3 separate regions of the Homo sapiens genome follow, and regions 2 and 3 are each linked to region 1. Evidence: chromatin contacts called from ENCODE Hi-C data. All regions are on one chromosome and are shown on one strand. Each heading gives the region's core, a stretch centred on a gene start or an enhancer-like site at or near the end of the contact. The rest is flanking DNA. Distances are from core to core; before and after follow the strand shown. Region 1 holds the start of PKNOX1 (PBX/knotted 1 homeobox 1). Region 2 overlaps ABCG1 (ATP binding cassette subfamily G member 1). Region 3 holds the start of UMODL1 (uromodulin like 1).

What was found. Hi-C counts contacts between places; a loop is a spot of excess contacts on that map. Pooled maps may share reads with other maps.
Region 2: a loop to region 1 is called in a pooled map, with 4 times the contacts of the local background. The contact joins the enhancer-like site here to the promoter of PKNOX1 in region 1. A Hi-C loop is called at or near these places in 1 of 168 maps with a recorded cell type or tissue (naive thymus-derived CD4-positive, alpha-beta T cell) and 13 of 50 pooled maps.
Region 3: a map of CD8-positive, alpha-beta T cell shows a loop between it and region 1 (5-fold over the local background). The contact joins the promoter of UMODL1 here to the promoter of PKNOX1 in region 1. A Hi-C loop is called at or near these places in 2 of 168 maps with a recorded cell type or tissue (CD4-positive, alpha-beta memory T cell and CD8-positive, alpha-beta T cell) and 8 of 50 pooled maps.

Annotation. Positions count from the first base shown.
Region 1 is chr21:42,971,251-42,975,947 of GRCh38, reverse strand. PKNOX1 (PBX/knotted 1 homeobox 1) reads right to left here and starts at 1,386. Exons shown (of 11, transcript NM_004571.5): 1 at 1,284-1,386. RefSeq lists enhancers at 1-587, 3,710-4,469 and silencers at 549-748, 889-1,208, 1,339-1,728, 2,039-2,198.
Region 2 is chr21:42,246,170-42,250,784 of GRCh38, reverse strand. The region is part of intron 2 of ABCG1 (ATP binding cassette subfamily G member 1); the gene reads right to left. Among named protein-coding and RNA genes, the nearest start is that of ABCG1, 29 kb to the right of the region's middle. Within about 2 kb of position 1,389, at least 3 of the 41 ENCODE cell types and tissues checked have a DNase peak (open chromatin) inside an H3K27ac peak, as active enhancers do.
Region 3 is chr21:42,069,879-42,074,511 of GRCh38, reverse strand. UMODL1 (uromodulin like 1) reads right to left here and starts at 3,195. Exons shown (of 23, transcript NM_001004416.3): 1 at 3,120-3,195. The coding sequence starts at 3,195. RefSeq lists enhancers at 1,007-1,506, 1,507-2,008.

The DNA.
Region 1 (4,697 bases), core at 137-2,636:
CACCTCGATTCTTCCTTATGTTTAGAGAAAGCCTATTTTTCAGTATGCCAGGAAAAATCATGAAAGTAGACCTAACTAAAGCTGGGGGTTTCTTTCATCCTGAAGAGGAACCACTTCCTAAGGAAAAATCATCTACTGTTTTAAAAAGCAAACTCTCGTAGAGTTGGAAGAGAACCCCACACACAGGTGGAACACCCCCCAGGGCTGCGGCCCCGCCGTGGCGCTCAGCCTGGCCTGCCCTGGGCCCGACCTCAGGACGCCGCCATTCCCGGACCCTCGGGCCTCCCGTCAGGAATCCGCCATCGGAACGGAGGCCCTAACTGGTCCCGTCGCAGAGCCACTGTCCAAATAAGGCATTTCGAGAGCCACGAGGATGACATAAAGCAGACTCCGCGTTTCTTCATTTTTCGTTAAGTGACACGATTTCCCTCACAAGGAAGGTGCAAACCCACAGGGCGCCCAGACCCTGCCCGGCACTTCCTGTCATCCATTACCACGACCCGTGTGACAGAAGCGGCTCTTCCCACCAATTCCCGGGACGCCGGAACCGCTTCCCCAGCACCCGGCCCCAAACACTGCCGTCAGCGAGCGGCCCTGGGCTGCTCCCGCGCCGGCGCCCGGCTGAGGGCCACGAGCCCCATCACGCCCACCGCCCCCAGGACCCCGACCCACCCGCTCGCCACGGCCGAGGCCGGGGCCGGGGTCGCGGCCGCCATCTTCCCGCCTGCGCCGCCGCGCGCCCCGCACCCTCCGAGCAGCCCCGCCGGCCCTGAGGACTCCGCGAGGCCGCGGACCCGACCGGCCCCACGCGCGCCGCCCGCCCCGGCCCCGCCCCGCCGCGCGCCCCCGACCCTCACGCCCGCCGCCCCGCCCGCGCCGGGCTCCGCGCGCCCCCGCCCCGCGCCGGGGCGCGCGCCGCACTCCGAAAGGGACGGTTAGGAGCGCGCGCTTCGATCAGGCCCAGCGCGGCGGCGGCGGCGCCTTCCAGAAATTTCCGCGTCCCTCAACCCACACTAAGAAACCAACTGGGCGCGCCCCCGCGCCGGTTGGGCTGAAGGCGCCCCCTCCCCCGCGGGTGCCCGCTCCCCTCCCCCACCCGCGCCCCCTCCCCGCCCCCTGCCCCGGGCGGCGGGTCAAATGCGGGCCCTCGAGGGCAGCGCCGGCCCTCCAGACCCGGGCGGCAGCGGCGGCGGCGGGCGGCGGCCGCGGGCCGGTGTGATTGATAGGGACGGCGGCGGCGAGAGCGGCGGCGGCGGCGGCGGAGCGGTTGAGTGACAGCTTACCTGGGTGCCAATCTTCATCACACTGACAAGCGGCTGCAGCAATCGGGACCCGCAGTGCCGCGCCCGCGTCCAACCGTCACGCCGACGCTGGGCCACGCGACACAGCCTCGCTCAATGGGAGGAGGGCGACGCCGACGCGCGCCGCATCAATATTCAGAGAGGGGGCGGGGCCTGCCGGAGACGGGCCCCGCCCCTCCCTGCGCGGCGGCGGGCGCGGGGCGGGGCCTGATCGCTGGGGGAGGAGAGCGAGGGCGGGAACCGGGCGGTGGCCGGCCCCGCCTCCAGCCCCGCCCGCACCCGGAGCTAGGCCGTGCCCCCAACCGGCCGCGCCCGAGCGCGAGGAGCTGTCTGCCCCGCCCCGAAGGCAGAGCCTCCCGCCTTATGACTATGCAGTAGGGGCGTGGCCTCAGCGCACGTCTTGCCCCCTCCGCGCCCTCGGTTGCCGCCCAGGAGAGGTGTGTGTAGCCGGGCGAAACCATTTGCCTCGAGCAGGCGGGGAGGGAGGGCTGTACCATCCGTAACCCCACCGCCGGGCGTCCCGTAGCCGAAGGCCTCCGTTCTGTGTGTGCCCGGTTTGAATGTAAGCCCGTGGGAGCCTCGCAGCCTTCCTCCCCAGGCTCTGGAGCCCGGGTGGGCCCGTCCTGGGCGGCACAGTGGATGCTCACGTGCCTCCCCCCCTGCGGCAGCGCGAGTGCTTAGCACCTGAGGCTTTACCCTGGGGGCTGTCTTCCCTCTGTGAGGACCCCAGCAAGGACTCATGATGTCCACAGGTGCTTAGGGGTGGCCTCTGGGCTACTTGGCCTCGCTTGACCACACCTTCCGGCCCAGGTGAGCCTTGCGGGTCTAGGTGACCAATGCGGCCTCCAGGTAAAGGGCACCTGCCTTAGGGGACGCCCACAAGTGTCTGCATTTCAAACTGCTTTGAAAGACCACCCTAACCGACCACTGCCACAATGTACCCACAAGTGCAGATGGTGGCTTTGGTCTCCAAGATGTAAGGAAAGGGCGACACATTCCCCACTGCGTAGGAAAGCACACGGTTTGCCTGACTGGCCTTCAATACTGCAGAAACATCCATTTATGCAGTGGCCCACCGAAGGCCATCAGTGCCTTGAGTCCATACACAGCGCGGGAAGGGCAGCTCTGTGGGCCCCCACTCCTCCCGGAAGGCAGACAGGCCCAGGACTGGAGCTGATTGCTAGAGGGAGCCTGGGGGTAGGTCTAGGCATGAACAGCTCGGAGGACATCCCTCCTGTGTCTTCAGAGCTCCACACCGCCAGGAGGTCTTGGCCAAGTGCTGTGCAGCTGCAGAGCCGCCTCTTTCAGAAAGATGGGAAGCAGCAGGGTGGGCAAGAGGGAGGCCCTGAGATACTTGCCCAAGGAGGGAAGTTCAAGGGGACAAAAAAAGCTCAGTATTCAAGACTGAGCATAATCTGCAGAGCCTAGTGCAAGATCCAGATGCAAGTGTCAATAGGTGTTGGAACAGAGAGACTCCACATGGGCTGGGTAAACTGAAGCTGAGACCTGCTGGGCCGCACCCCCCAGGAGTTAAGGCGTTCTTAGTAATCGGATGAGATAGGAGGTCGGAACAAGACACAGGTCACAAGGATCCTGCTGATAAAACAGGATGCAGTAAAGAAGCCGGCCAAATCCCACCAAAACCAAGATGGCGGGGAAAGTGACCTGTGGCCTTCCTCACTGCTGATTATACACTAATTATAATATATGAGCTTGGTAAAACACACTCTCGCCAGCGCCATGACAGTTTTCAAATGCCATGGCAACGTTTGGAAGATACCCTACATTGCCTAAAAGGGGTCGGGCGCAGTGGCTCACGCCAGTAATCCCAGCACTTTGGGGAGGCCAAGGCGGGCAGATTACTTGAGGTCAGGAGTTGAGACCAGCATGGCCAATATGGTGAAACCCCATCTCTACTAAAAATACCAAAAAATTAAGCAGGCGTGGTGGCATACACCTGTAGTCCCAGCTACTTGGGAGGCTGAGGCAGGAGAATCGCTTGAACCTGGGAAGCAAAGGTTGCAGTGAGCCGAGATCACGCCATTGCACTCCAGCCTGGGCAACGAGCAAGACTCCATCTCCAATAAATAAATAAATAAATGGAAGAGGAAGCCTAAGTTCTGGGAATTCCCCACCACTTTCCCAGAAAACTCATGAATAATCCACCCCTTGTTTAGCACGTGATCAAGAAATAACCAATATAATTCAGGAACGGATTCTAGGGAAAAAAAAAAGGACCATAAAAATAGCCAACCAGCAGCCCTTGGGGCTGCTCTGCCTATGGAGTAGCCATTCTTTGGTTTATTTACTTCTCTAACAAACTCACTTTCACTTTACTCTGTGGATTCTCCCTGAATTCTTTCTTGTGTAAACTCCAAGAACCCTCTCTTGGGATCTGGATTGAGACCCCATTCCAGTAAGACAAAGTCCCTGGCTCAGAAATTACAGTGAAGAATTTCAAGGCAGTGACAGCAGAACCTTACCCCAAGCCTGGGCCCTTCTCAGCAGGGGCAGGGGCCCTGTGACATGCTGTTCAGGCCCCTGGAAGCAGCCCGGGGCTCACTGGCCACACCTACACCTGCCCCCGGTCTGAAGCTTTCATTTATTTGCATCTGGCCTGTGAGACAGCAGGAGTTCCACAGGAGGACCTGAGCGCATGGTCACCCAGAGCCCAGGAAGCAGCTGCAGCAAGTCCAGGGCAGACAGAAGCCCAGGCCCTGCCATCCCACTCTGGGCCCAGAAGACTCTGGGGTCATCAGCTAGGTGCCTTCTCTGCCAGCTGCTTTGCCGTTTCACCCACCATGAGCGGCCACCCTTCTTTTTCTTCATTTCTGAAGTCTGTCTTCAGAAAAGGGGGAAAGGCCGGGATGTGTTGCCAGAAAGGGGGTCTTGATCCAGACCCCAAGAGGGGATTCTTGGATCTTGAGCAAGAAAGAACTCAGGGCAAGTCCATAAACTGAAAGCAAGTTTATTAAGAAAGCAAAGGAATAAAAGAACAGCTACTCCATAGGCCCACCAGTGGCGTGGCTGCTCAGTTGCTTATACTTTTTGTTTGTTTGCTTGCTTGTTTTTCTTTCCTGCCCTGCCTTCCTCCCCCGGCAGCTTATACATATATTGTTAGCTCTTGATTATATGCTAAACACAGGGTGGGTTATTCATGAGGTTTCCTGAACAGGGGTGGGAACTGAGGGTTCCTCCCCTTTTTAGGCCATATAGGGTAACCTCCTGCCATTGCCATGGCATTTGTAAACTGTCCTGACAGTGGTGGGAGTGTCTTTTAGCATGCTAATGTATTATAATTAGCATATAATGAGCAGTGAGGACGACCAGCAGTCACTTTCATCCTCATCTTGGTTTTGGTGGGATTTGGCCGGCTTCTTTACCTGTTTTATCAGC
Region 2 (4,615 bases), core at 140-2,639, 730 kb after region 1:
AAGTGCAAGAGAGACAAAGCACGTTTGTGTTATGTTCCCATCAGTGAAAATGAGACTCAGGAATGGCCCACATGGAGGGTACCGCGGGAGAGACCCTGACCTCACACAGGCAAGTTCTGTCCACTGGCGCTCACTGTGTGTGTGACCCAAAGAACTAAAATCTCAATGACCATGAGCGGCCACCAGAGGAGGCCTGCAGGGAGGCTCATGGGTGGCCCCTGACTCATTCCCTGGGAGGTCCCAGCCCTGTTTTCAGGGCTCTCTTCCAACAGGCTAGCTGGACTGTGCTCCTCCACGTTTGGGCACCACTGCATGCGGCTGCCTATCTCTGGGAGCCTGGAGTCCCCCTCCATGCAGGATGCCCAGAGCACCCACGGGAAACCAAAGACCACTGAGGCATGGGGCAGGGAATGGGAAGTGAACTGGGTTTGGATCTGGCTTCCACCCCCTCTATAATGCCTTCAAAATAAGACTGGAAGCACCAAAGTCCCCAAAGAGCTGGGTCCACTCTGCTTGTCCCCTGGGAACATGGCTTCAATGGGATGTGCCACCCCAGGAGAAGGTCAACACGCGCAGCTAGAAACCCTCAGTTCCTCCTCCAGTCTTCATCTCTCCTCCTGTCCCCAAGAGTCCTCAGTGGTTTAGACTTAGAATCCTTTAAACGCCCCCTCCCCCTGCACCCCCATATGTGTTCACACGTGACCCAAGACACACAACACACGGGCACCTTCCTCACCCAGTGAGGACTCTTCATCCCCCTCTCACTTTTTTTTTTTTTTTGAGATGGAATCTCACTCTGTCACCCAGGCTGGAGTGCAGTGGCGCCATCTCGGCTGACTGCAACCTCCGCCTCCCAGGTTCAAGTGATTCTCCTGCCTCAGCCTCCCAAGTAGCTGGGACTACAGGCGTGCACCACCATGCCTGGCTAATTTTTGTATTTTTAGTAGAGATGGGATTTCATCATGCTGGCCAGGCTGGTCTCAAACTCCTGACCCTGGTGATCTGCCTGCCTCAGCCTCCCAAAGTGCCGGGATTACAGGTGTGAGCCACTGCGCCTGGCCCTCCCTCTCACTTCTTTACAGCTCCATACCGTCTTTTTACTTTTTTGATTTCAAACTGCCTTACATTTACAAAATGATGATGCTGATGATGGCAATAGCTGATGCTTATATAGATCTACTATGCCGCAGGGCACGATTCTAAGCTTTCGCATACATTAACTCACTTAATTCTCAACACAGAACTCATTTAATTCTCACCAGAACCCTGCAAGGTCCATATTTCAATACACCCAGATGAGAAAACTGAGGCACCAGAGACCTAAAATAACCTTCCCCAAGAACCATAGCTAGTAAGCAGAAGTGAAACCGACCAGAAACAGAACTTAAACTGAGTGGTCTGGCTCCGGAGTCCACACACAATATGACACTTACTTTCTGTGCAGATCACTTGCTTGTGAGATGTGAGGAAGAAAAATAAATGAATAAATCAATGAAAAATAAATGTGCCCACGAGCCAGCCAGGCGGTAATCTCAGCAACACACCCCAGGCCCGGCGCCCCTCCCTCATCCCAGTCCCCTGCCTTCACCAGATGTCCCCACTCTCTTGAATGGTATTACATCCTTGTTTTTCTCTATCTTGCACCACGTTCGTATTTATCCTTTAACAATTTTGGTGACTTTTGAATGTTTTGAAGTTTTTAGAAAAGGCATCACATTGCATGTGTTCCAGGAATTGCTTTTTCTCCCTCTCCATTATCTTGTCCATGAGATCTGTTCTTGTTGATGCCTGTAACTGTGCTTCATTTCTTTTCTGGGCTGTATAATATTCCACTGTGGACCCATCACAGTTTGTTTATTCGCTCTTTTTTTTTTTTTTTTTTGAGAGAGGTCTTGCTCTGTCACTCAGGCCAGAGTGCAGTGGCACAATCATGGCTCACCGCAACCTCAATCTCCCTGGCTCAAAAAGTCCTCCCTCAGCCCCCCAAGTAACTGGGACTACAGGTGTGCACCACCATGCCCAGGTGTTTTTTTTTTTAATTTTTTAAATTTTTTTATTTTGCAGAGGCAGGGTTTCGCCATGTTGCCCAGGCTGCTCTCGAACTCCTGGGCTCAAACAATTCACCCGCCTCGGCCTCCTAAAGTTCTGAGATTACAGGCGTGAGCCACCGCACCTGCCTGGTTTATTCACTCTTCTTTCAATGAGCATTTGGGTCATATCCAGTCTTGTTGTTGTTATGAACAGTGCTGCTGAGAGCGCTGTATTCAGGTCGAAGTGAAAATGCTGGGCCACAGAGGGTGCGTATCTTCAACTCAGCTTCATGAAGCCAAACAACGTCTGTGGCAGCTGCCCTGCACCCCCCACGGGTGGTGCCTCACAGTCTTCCTTGCTCCAGGGTTCTCTAGTTTAGACAGAACTGCACTTCACTTCGCTTCCCTCCACCACTGCTGTCTGGACAGGTCCCAGGAGTCCTGCAACAGACACATCTCCACTCTCACACCAATCCTCTAATGAGGCCCCTCAGCAACTACTATCTTTCCAGATTTTACAGAGAAACTGGCTGGGGGATAAATCAGATGACGACGGAGATCATGACAATCTTACTGCAGCTTGAACAGGTTTAACAAATAAGCAGAAAGAAACCTAATCTTCTTTATCCTCCTCTCTATGCTTCCTACCACTTTTCTTTTTCAAAACGTTGCTCTCTCATGACCATCTTTGCTTCCTTTTCTTTTGTATAATATTAGTGACCTCAGGCTGCCCCAAGAAAATGCCACAAAATGTGCCGTCTCACCGTTCTGAGGGCAGAAGTTCAAAATCGAGATGTCCGCGATGCCACACTCCCTCCGGAGGCTCCAGGGGAGGGTCCTTCCTTGCGTCTCCAGGCTCTTGCTGGCCCCAGGCGTCTGTGGGCTGTGGCTGTGTTACTCCAACGGCTGCCTCCATCTTCATGGGGCTGTCTCCTCCACATGTCTCTGTCTCTTCTCCCCTGCATCTCTGTGACTTTTTCTTCTCTTCTTCTCTTGTAAGATCATGTCCTTGGATTTTGAATCCATCCTAATCCGGGGTGGCCCCATCTGGACATCCTTAACTTAATCACATCTGTCTGCAAATTGACCTTTTTCTGAATAAGGTCACATTTACAGGTTCTGAGAGTTGGGACATGTATGTACCATTTTGGAGGGTCACCATCAACCCACTACACCATAGTCACCAGTCTAGTCCAAGATCTCCACCCAAATGCTTCCCAGAAAGTCCATTTCCAAGACTGCCCATCACCATACTCTCCCGTTACCTAAATTCTAAACACCACACCTGCTCAGTTCTCCACCGGGTGCCCCCGGGTTCTGCCCCTCTTTGTGGCCTTTTCCAAAGGCTGTGATTTCTCCAGAGATTCTCATCCTCCTCCAATTCCTATAACCCTTCTCTGGGCATTATTCACTGTCTTAGATAACCCCTGCCTGATAGTGAGAGCTCCTTGTGTCCCTATCAATTATAAACTCATTGAGGGACATGCTATCTTTACTTTTTCCTCCCCAAGACTGAGCAAAAATACTTTGCTTATAACAGATAATAAAAGTTTGTTGAATGAAGACAAGATGCTTTTTCCCCATAATGAAAATAGAAAAAAGAATTTCAAATATTTTTATCCTGAAAATTACTCAGAGAAAGACACAAACTCACCAAGAAACAGAAAGAGGACCAGCTAGAAATTGTTTCTGGGAAGTTTATAATAGTTCATATACCTTACCTTAGACAGTCACGTCTAACTTGAAGTAAAACAAAGTTTCTTTAGAATAGTTTTAAAATCACGGTCAAATTCTAAGTCTTGTGGCTTCATTTTAATTGTAGGATTTTTTTTTCTTTTAAAAACTTATCCCAGTCTGGTTGCCTGAGACTTTTTAATTAATGATGGAATCAAACCTTCTTGCTCAGAACAAATAAATACAGGCATATAAGATTCAAATTTAGATGTGGCAGTACCAGAATTTCATCTCAAAAACTGGTTTATTTTAAACTAAAAATCTCAGCCTGCGCCTTGGGTTTCTAATCTATGAAATGTGGAGCGTGGACTATATGAATCTTTAAGGTCTTTTCCTGACTTAAAAAAAGTGCTCTCATTAAAATATAATCATACATGTGTCTTTATGTATAGAAGCATCAATACATACATATTCATATATATACACATACGCCATTGTATCTTGAAATTACATTTGTTACTTTCTGAAAGGAAAAATGATGAAGAAACTTAAAAGCTCATGAAATGATATCCCATCCCTTTACGTCAGTGAGGAAAAGCTGGAACTGAGAATCTCTTTCTTTTAGCCATCAGAGCAAAGCAGCATTGTTTATTATTTTTGCACATGGACTGAGATTATTTTATGAAAATATTTATTAACAGGTAAATTATTAGAACAGCTTTATTGTTTTGCCAGTATCTTAAAGAGGTGACAAATATCTCCATAATCTTTCCTTTTCAAAGCTATCCTATATCCAGTGACAACTATCATTCCTCTTGAGAAATGGCTTTATATCTACAGCCTCTGTAGAAACTGGTGCATTTATTCTTCTAAGTGTTTGGATGGCGAATTCAGTCACTGCACCGTTCTGC
Region 3 (4,633 bases), core at 1,946-4,445, 900 kb after region 1:
CCCTGACGTGGTGCCTGGGCTTCCCATCTCCCCGGGAGCCCCTACTGCCTAGTTTGAATTGATTGTGTTCCTCCAAAAATTAGTGTGTTAAAGTCCTAAACCCCAGTAACTCAGAATATGACCTTATCTGCAGTAATGTCTTACAGAGGGTATCAAGTTAAAGTGGAGACATTAGGGTGGGCCCTAATACAATATGACTGGCCCTTATACTAAAGGGAAATGTGGAGACAGACAGGCACACAGGGAGAAGGTAGAGACCAGGGTGATGCTTCTACCTGTCAAGGAACACCAAAGATTGCCAGCAGCTCCAGAAGCTGGAGGCCCGGAGCAGAGACTCCTGCAGGGGCTCGGGAGGAGCCAGCCCTGCCCGCAACTTCATCTTAGACTTCCGGCCTCCAGACCTGTGACCGAATCCATTTCTGCTGTTTAAGCCACGCAGGCTGTGTTTCTTTGTTACAGCAGCCCTAGCCAGTGCACACAGGGATGGTGAAGGGTCCCCTCCAGCTCCCCCGTGGCACCTAGCAGGGGGCCCTGAGTACATGGACTCTCAGTGCAGGATGAACGGAGGATTTGACATACAGTGCTTGCATTTCAGACACTCAACCCCTGAGCTCTAAGCTTTACTAGACTGTACCCCCAAGAGGTGGGGGCTCAGTATTACAGTTGATTTCCCTCAATGAGTAGCTGGATTGATTTCTGGGGAGGAACACAGAGATGGGAGCAGAAATGATCACAAAACCACTGCTGTCCTTATTCGCTCCACTGGGGCAGCATCTCTGAAGATTCCCTCCTTGGACCTCGCAGCAACCTACAAGTGTGCAGAAAGCAGGACTCCAGGGGCTTGTTACTCACCCCAGGAAGAAATAGGGCAGAGCCAGCCCTCAAACACGGTGAGGGAAGAGGCTGCAGATTTGCTCTGGGCAGAACACAGGTGCTGGACCACACACTTGCTGCACAGCGACCCCACTCCACAAGCAACAGGGACTGGAGCTGCAACTTCCTCTGGGGGCTGAACCCCAAATCACCCTGCGGGCCCAGCAGGGCCTCTGGGGATGGGGACCACCTGCTGCTTGGCATCACCAGTGGGGTAGTTACTGTGAGCTCTGCAAAGGAACGGGAGGTCCTCATCGTACGGGGTGGAACAGGACAAATCAGCTTCCGGGACCAGGGCAGCTTGGCTGAGAGCCTAGAGGTGACTTGCATGAAGAACGGTGGAATATGGCCGGAAGGAACGCGCTCACCTACTCAGTGACCACGCCGAGCTAGGCAAAGGCCGAGGACTTCCTGCACCAAGAACTTAGCAGAGTGGATCTAGCTTGCGTTTTTCATCGTAACCTGAGCAGAGATGCCAACCACATTAAGGACACTTACAGCTCCTGGTCTCTAGAGAGGTGCCAGGGCCCCACCTGATCGTTACATGGCCCCAGCTGGTCCGCAGCAGAGCCGTCCTGCACACATGCGCACACGCACACACACACACGCGCGCGCGCACACACACACACACTCATCTCCTGTGGAACCCGGGAGATGTTTGCCCTGTTTTGTTTTTAACATTTTATCCGAGGTCACGTGCCATCCCAAGCCTGGCTTCTTGGCCAAGCCCAGAGAAGAAAGCAGTTAGCAGATCCTGCCATCCCGCAAAGACCCACAAGGGCCATCAGAGCAGGAGCCGGGGGTCTTGGATTCCGGTCTCAGAGATGGGAAAGCCTAATGCTCTGGGGCCAACAAGAGTCCTGGGGTCAGATGGACCTGTGCTCACACCCAGGCTCACAAACCCCTGTTGCATGATTGCGCCCATGTCATGCCCTCCCAGTGCCCCTCTCTTGTCATCTGTGAAATAACAGCCATGTCCTGTGGCTGCAAAAGGCTGAAGTGGGGTCATGCCTGTGAAGGCAGTGCTGGCACACAGGGAAAATTCGGGGCGACCACGTGTGGGGTTGCTGAGGTTCTGCCCCGTGTCCTCATATACAATGAGGGGTTCTGGAAACACCTCCTAAGACCTTCTCCAGCTTCCCAGGATACCCACCCATTATGCATCTGAACTGTGGGGTCTACACATTACCTGTTCCAATGGGAAAATCCATTTCACAAATCACAAAGCAAAATCCTGCTTCTGGGTGAAAAACGTTAAAGTAGTACAAAAACATAGTTGATTTTAGAAACAGAATGGATTCCTTTAAATTTGTAACTGAATATGACAGATTTTAAGAGGAAAATGATTTTAAAATTCCGCAGTCCCATTTCCCTGGATTCTGGGGTTTCAGAACTCCCGTGTGTTTTTAAGAAGCTGCCCTGCTCTCCGCATGCCTGGGAAAACTCCGGACAGAGCCCTGGTGCAGCCTCTGGCTCCTGTGGTGACTCTGCCCTGTGAGCTGTGTGGCCTGGGCAAGTCCCTGATCCATTCTGGGTCTCCCTTTCTTTTTTGTTTTTGTATTGTGGCTTTTTTTGTTTGTTTGTTTGTTTGTTTGGGGGCTTTTGCTCTGCCGCCCAGGCTGCAGTGCAGTGGAGCAATCTTAGCTCACTGCAGCCTGGACCTCCCAAGCTCAAGTGATCCTCCCATCCCAGCCTCCTGTGTAGCTGGGACCACAAGTGTGCACCACCATGGCTGGCTAATTTTTTTTTTTTTTTGGTACACATGGGGTCTCATGATGTTGCCCAGGCTAGGTCTCCTTTTTTTTTTAAATCTGTAAGTGAGGACTTGAATGCACCAAGGTTCAGGAGACCTTTCTTCTGCGTCTGTAGGAGCTCACTGTTCTCAGTGGGATCTGAGGACCCACAGCATCTGCATCACCCACAGACATGTAGAGTTCCAGGCCCTGCACCCCAGACCTGCTGGCTAAGAATCTGCATTTTACCCCCACGAACGCCCAGGTGATTCAGCAACAGGTTCCCACTGGGGGAGTCCTCTTCCCAAAACCCTACCCGGCACTCCTGCCCCACCTCCACAGCTGCTACCATGTGCGCTTACCAAAAAGCTTGTCCACAAAAGAACAGATGTCGCCTCTCCAAGCAGAGGCGTCCTTGCCTGCCCAGGTCTCCACAGGGGGCTGTCCTCATGAGACCCATGCCAGGAAGCCCCTGTCCTTAAGAACTGCCCATGCCAAGCCCAGACCCCTCACCTGTGAAGCCGCTGGCCTGGCTTGGGCCCACAGCACTGACCAGAGCCAGCAGTGCCAGCCCCGAGGTCCTGAGCATCGTCCGGCAGTGGTGGCAGTACAGGGCTCTGGGCCTCTACCAAGAAGCCTGGGTCTCTGCTACGCCAGGGCTCATAGGGGCCTGAGCTGCCTGGACCTGGAGAAACGGCCTTTCTGTCCCCTGTGCTGCTGCAGGTGGCAATGACTTCAGAGGAAGCACCGCTGGGAGCAGTCCCTTATGCCTGCTCGTTAACACCCACCATTGCCATGGCCGTTTCCCTGGGGGCTCCTGCGTGTCACAGCCTATTCTGCTCCAAGCAGATGGCATCTTTTAGGAAAGGTGAGTACCCAAAAGCCCAGACCGCATCGCTGGATCCCATCTCGTTGTTACGCAGAAAACACATTTGAGACTCATATCTGAGTCTCTCCATCAACACGGAGTATTCTCTTACCCTATCGTTCTGAACTGGCAGAAGAAAACAGCATCAAATCAAAGTGGAACATCACGTTCAGAAAAGCGTCCTTCACACGGTTCCACAATGCACTTCAAAAGTCACAAAAATGTCCAGGTGCTTTGACCCAGTCCTCTCCTCCCGGAGCTTGGGCTGAGAGCACGAAGCTGTGGTCACAGGGATGTGCATTACCTATTATGACTTAAAGTGGGAAATTACATAATTGGACAGCCACAGGAGAGTGGGAGAGTAATTATTACAGAGCATCTGGATGCAGCATTACACGGGCGTTGAAATGCTCACCATGAAGTTTTAGTAGCACAAACAAATACTTAACAATGTGAAGTCAAAACAGCAACGCATGCAATTTCATCTCCATGAAAGTGACAACTCTGTACAGTTATATAAGCATGGAGAAAACTCCAGAAAGGGCCCTGGGACAGGAAGAAAACATTTTGAGGAGTGATAAGAATACAGGTGATTAATGTTTTATTTCAGTAGTCATCATGGTATATGTGAAGTAGATTTCTAAATCTCATGTTAAGTTCTTTCTAGCTCATGATGTTTTCATACTGCACCGTTGATTGCCTCTCACTTCTTAGTGTTGACTGCTGAAGCCCAATTTTTAACATTGGATGAAGAAGATCTTGTTGATTTTACTGAGGAAACATTCAGATGAATTAACAAAGATTCACGTTGGCTGCATGGTTCGGGAGCATAATTCCCTGGTGTTCTAGATACAAAACGATTCCTCCAGAAGGGACCTTCTCGCCTAACTCCCGCACCAACGTTGCTACCTCTTTTATTCTCTGTAGATTAATCTCTGAGATGATGAACTGCTGCATTTGCTTGGCTAATGACTAAATGTCAGATGCCATGACAAGAATACAAAAAGGAGGCTGGAAATGATCTCACAGCAAAGGGGCTGCGTACAACGGGTGTCCTTGGAACACAGCAGCTTTTATAGAAAACCAAAAGCTTCACACAGAATTGGCTCATTAAAAAACGTTTTCATACGAAAAGAATAAATGTTAAAGCTATTATATA